Linked DNA regions of Mus musculus: region 2 is linked to region 1. A link is a contact called in ENCODE Hi-C or POLR2A ChIA-PET data. All regions are on one chromosome and are shown on one strand. Each heading gives the region's core, a stretch centred on a gene start or an enhancer-like site at or near the end of the contact. The rest is flanking DNA. Distances are from core to core; before and after follow the strand shown.

The links. A loop is a pair of places that touch in the nucleus more often than their neighbours do. ChIA-PET counts read pairs that join two places held with the same protein, here RNA polymerase II (POLR2A).
Region 2: POLR2A ChIA-PET joins it to region 1 with 73 read pairs in Patski. The contact joins the promoter of Mlec here to the promoter of Acads in region 1. A Hi-C loop is called at or near these places in 21 of 37 maps with a recorded cell type or tissue (CH12.LX, T-helper 17 cell, T-helper 2 cell and 7 more). POLR2A ChIA-PET finds 5 or more read pairs at or near these places in 4 of 5 experiments (Patski and embryonic stem cell).

Annotation. Positions count from the first base shown.
Region 1 is chr5:115,118,052-115,120,634 of GRCm38, forward strand. It overlaps Acads (acyl-Coenzyme A dehydrogenase, short chain), which reads right to left and starts at 1,295. Exons shown (of 10, transcript NM_007383.3): 1 at 1,174-1,295. The coding sequence starts at 1,219.
Region 2 is chr5:115,156,904-115,159,486 of GRCm38, forward strand. It overlaps Mlec (malectin), which reads right to left and starts at 1,273. Exons shown (of 5, transcript NM_175403.3): 1 at 900-1,273. The coding sequence starts at 1,131.

The sequences.
Region 1 (2,583 bases), core at 45-2,544:
TCTTTCAGAGGAACCAGGCTACAGAGTGGCTAATTGTCTGTAATGAAAGGTCCAGAGGATCCAACACACTCTTCTGGCCTCTGTGGGACACGGCACACTTATGCAGGCACACATGCAGGCAAAGCACTCATACAAATAAAAATAAAAATAAACTTTTAAGAAAAAAAAAGAGCACCACTCCACCCCCCCACCCCCCACCCCCCCACCCCTGTCTCAATAGAAAAAAAAAAAAATGTATTGATACAATGTCAACAGAGTGTTACAGAAAAGCCCAGGCTAACTGAATGCTTAACTGCTCGCTAAACACTTCCTCCATATAATCCCATTTACAACACCTCGGAAATGGATTTTAAGTTTCACTGGGTCTGGGGTCTGGGAGTTCTATAAAATGTGGACAAGAACAGAACTCAGCTCCCGGCAGTGGAAAGATTAAAGAAGTACTTAATGGCTTATTTAACACTGATCTAATTGTTAATGTGACTCTGGATTAGCCAAAGGAAGCGGTGGCCATAGTGTCAGGGCTGCTGCACAGGAGAGGAAACACTATTAAAAATAAGTATGCCGGGCGTGGTGGCTCACGCCTTTAATCCCAGCACTCAGGAGGCAGAGGCAGGCGGATTTCTGGCTGGTCTACAAAGTGAGTTCCAGGACAGCCAAGGCTATACAGAGAAACCCTGTCTCGAAAAACAAAACAAAAACAAACAAACAAAAAAGTAAATGCTAACGTTAAGAAAACACGTTAGATGCCAACCACGATGCATCCTGTGATTTAATAGAGCTCTGAGGATGGAAACAGTTGACACTTGGACCACTTGATGCAGAGAGGTTGAGAGTTATGTCCAAGGTCATAGGTCGGAGTTAAATGCCAAGCCCCTCCCCCCACCCCCCGCCATGAAGGACCAACTCACCCAGAACCTCAGCTAGGACTGAAATGGCGTAAGGGGTGTGGATAGGGCCGCATAAGGGGAGCTGGCGATGAGGGACCCGCGGGAAAAGCGCCGAGCAGGAGCCCGGATCCCTCAGAGTCTGGGCCTTGCACCGGCCAGAGGCTACCAAACTAGGACAAAGGCCACGCGCAGCCACTGGGTGCTGCCCACTCGTCTGCCCGGGGCCACAGCAGGACCGGCCGCCAGGATCTCCGCCCTGTGACCCGCCCTGGGGCTCCGCACTCACCTCTACGGAGAGGGCCACGGGCCCGGGCGAGCAAGGCGGCAGCCATGGGCACAGACCTCCAGGACCTCCTGCAGCAGCTCTGGAGTTCCGGACGGCAGGGGCAGGGCCTGGGCCACGCCCACACGGCTGCAGGGGCGGGGCCGGCGCCGAGCCCGGGCCACGCCCACCGGGCCGCAGGGGCAGGCCTGAGACAGGCTCACGACCTAGGGTCCGGGCCTCACCCAGGAAGTCAACTTAATTCCAGCGACTTCTGAGCCTGAGGCAGAATTGCAGGTTCTCCCTGTATTACGGAGTAAATTCAAGCCCAGCTTGGGCAACTTTGCAGTATCTTCAAAATGAAAGTTTAAAGAGGGCGTGAGGAGGTCCTCCCTGCCTAGCAGACATAAGGCGCTGGGTTCAGTTTTAGGGAGAGAAGAGAAGAGCTAGCACCTACTCCTGCCCACCCACTTCTGCATCCTGTCAGCTGTCAGCGTAATCCCTGGCTCCCTGACCATCTTTGCTCGGCCACACAAGGCAGGCAGCTTTTGCCCTCTTGCCTGGATTTCATGCTACCATTCCTAGCCCACAGTTTTACATCCAGCCTTTTATTTTACTTATTTATTTACTATTCATCTCTCACACTAGTCTGTGGATTCCAAAAGGGCTGGAAGGGGGCTGGTGAGATGGCTCAGTGGGTAAGAGCACCCGACTGCTCTTCCGAAGGTCCAGAGTTCAAATCCCAGCAACCACATGGTGGCTCACAACCATCCGTAATGAGATCTGACTCCCTCTTCTGGAGTGTATGAAGACAGCTACAGTGTATGTACATAAAATAATAAAATAAATCTTTAAAACAAAACAAAACAAAAAACAAAAAGCCTGGAAGGCTCAGTATCTAGCCCATTGCATGGGGATGCTGGGCAGGAAGATTCCCTCCAGCCCTCAGATGTGAATGTGAAACAGAGCTACTGTCTTCTGCACCTCGTGGGGGGGGGGGGGGCAGAGCCCTGCTGGGAGTAGGGGTACTGCCCATTAACTCCAAGGGTTGAGGGTTGAGTCCTAGCACCCTCAGAACAACTTCGCTCGGTCCCAGAGACTGTCAGTGTCATTAGCTCCCTGGTTTACATGCACCCTACATATCTGCTCACTGAACTTCACAGCCCACCACTACCTAGAAAACAATACACTGAAGAGAGGGTGGTAGTTTAGACTGCAAATGATCCCATCTGTCCATTTCTTCCCCCACCCCCAAAGTCTGGAACTGCCTTTAAAGGGGGGGGGGGGCTTTCAAATAACGTGCTGACTCTTTGCCCAATCCTCTGGTCATCCATCCGTCTTCCCTACCTGGTCACCAGACAGAACCGGATGGAAGACGAAAGAGAGACACTGGAGCCTGAGAGGTGGTGCAGAGGGTAGACTTCACATGTGAGC
Region 2 (2,583 bases), core at 23-2,522, 39 kb after region 1:
GAGACCCGAGTCCCAGCTAGTTAAGTTAAAAAAAAAAAAAAAAGTTTGTCTACTGTGTCTAGAGACTGCCCAGGAACCTGTATTTTTAACCATCTGTTCTCAAAAATTCTCATTTGGCCGTTGTGAACCTGTATTTTTAACCATCTGCCCTCAAAATTCTCATTTGGCCGTTGTGAACTGTGAAACTCTGTAAAACCCACTTTCCCCCTAAGCTGGGATCAAACGTCTTACGATCACCCGGGGGTCACACTCAAACCTTACACAGGTTGACCTCATAGGCAGGATGGGCTGCGATATACCGACACCCGTCGGGTGGCTTTGACTTTTAAGCATACAAATTCCAAAGGAGGGGAGGGGAGGGGTGCCACAGTCAAACTTTCCCGTACTATTCCCCCTTCGAAGACTCCCTGCCGTTCTGGCGAAGAATCAAGCCTCAGTCCCGGGCTTGGAAGGGGCACGGAAAACGGCGGGTGATCTGTAGGGTGGGCAAAGCATCTCCTGGAAACCGTCGCGATGGATGGCAGAGCAGCGGAGTCGATGACCTCCAACCTGCGAGGCCTCCAGGCGCCAGGCAAAAGGCCACCCTTGCCTTTTACATTCCCAGCTTGGGTGGGATGAGGGGCTGGGGCAAGGTAAAATGAGAAAGGGTCTAAATATAAACTTCTCGCCAACTCTATGCCTCGATGGCTCTTGGAAGCTTCCAGTCAGGGCTAGGCCCTGGGTCCTGGCCAGGTCCCTGGAGGGTGGGGGGTTGGGGGGCTGGGGGTAGGTTCACTGCAGAGAGAAACTTCGTTCCAAGGCTGTGGTCTCCCGGCTGGAGAGGAAGGGGTTCGAGGCCCGCAGCTGCGCCCTGCTCCCAGGCTGCGGACCCCCCCAGGCTCGGCCGGAGGGGCTCTCACCTCGGCCCACCCGGCCTTCCAGAGGGTCCTTGCGGAAGTGGATCCCGTGCACGTCCACATGCGCCTCGCCGCCTGCGTTCACTGCCCAGATGACGCTCTCCGGCAGTCCGGCCCCGGCGGCGCCGACCACGCCGAGCCCCGGACCCCGGAGCTTCGGTCCCAGCAGCAGCAGCAACAGAAGCAGCCGGAGAAGCGCCACAGCGGTTCCCTCGGCTCCCCGGGGCCTCAGCATGGCGGCCACCACGGCGGGGGCAGCCCCTGCCGACCCTCGTCCTCGGCCGGCCGCCCCCAACTCAGGAGAACAGCGCAGCGGACCGTTCTGCCTCGGCAACCCGGGACATGTCGCTCTCAGGGCCTCCTCCTCCTCCTCCTCCACCTCCTCGGCCTTGGGGCGCCGCCTCCCACCTCGGGAGCAACCTACCCCGACGCCCAGCCCTCAGCCCGGAGCGCCTCAGCCAATCAGAGGGAGGCCCTCATGAATTACCCACCACCCCGCCGAGAGCGGCCGCGCCATTGGCTGGTGCGTCCGGGGAGGGGAGTGGCCGCGCCTAGGCTCCGGCCCAACCACGGGGCACGAGAAGGAGCGCGCGCCCAGGGAGGGAGTTCGGTTGAAGCGGCGGTTCCATGCGGAAGTGGCGGGTGCAGCGCCCAGGCCGCCCCGGAATCCCACAGTCGACTGGGAAAGGTGGCCTGGGCCGGGGAAGGTTTAGAGAAGGGCGCACTGACACGTCGCCAACACTTCCGGTGCTCTAGAGCTGGGGACCGAGTCAGCTCAGAAGGGGGCGTTGCCGCCTTTTCCATCCCTCCTCCTTCAACTCAGAAAGCAAGAGCCCAGGCTCTTGCAAGCCGAGCGATGGTTTGTCCCCGGGTGGAGCATCGGGGCCCGTCTCTCCCTTGGATGCCATGTGAACAGGTGGCGGGACACGCGAGTCCCGCGAGGATACGGTCCCCACCGTCACCCCTTAGCAGGCGCTTGGTGTGTGGTAGCGTCCAGGAGGCCGTCCAATCAGAATGCTCCAACGCAGCGGAAACGCGTGGCTGTTAGGGGGAGGGGGCTCCAGGGTGCCTGCGTCTCCATGGCGACGGTCCCTGGCGGGCCTGGAAACCTAAGTGGAGCTAGGGGCTTCCTCCTCCTCCTCCTGCTGGGGACCACTGGCACGACCCGAGCTCCCTGCTTTGGCATTTCACACAGCGCTCTTCTGCGTTATTGTCCATGCCCTTGGGTATCTGCCTCAACTCCCATTTTTCCGACCCAGCCAAGCGGGGGAAGTGGAATCATTTGTTCCATAAGTACTTATCCTGTCCATACAGATAATGCGGACAAAACATGGAAAGCCCGGTTGAATTTGATTTTTGAGGTTCAGAAAAAGGAACATAAAACAACTCTGGGCGCGCTGACGCCAGGTGACGCGTGCCTGTATTCTCAGAGGTTAAAGCAGGATGATTACCGGGAGTTTTAAAAGGCCAGCTTGAGCTCCAAGAGTGCGATCCTGTCTCTATAACAATAAATAGGAGGCTGGAAAGATGGCTCGGTGTCTAGAGCGCTAGCTGCTTTGGCAGAGAACATGGGTTTTTTTACCCCCAGTCCCCTTAAGGCTGCTAAGGATGTGGGGGCCCAAAGGCCAGGAGGTCGTGGCACATGCCTTTAATCCCAGCACTTGGGAGGCAGAGGCAGGCGGATTTC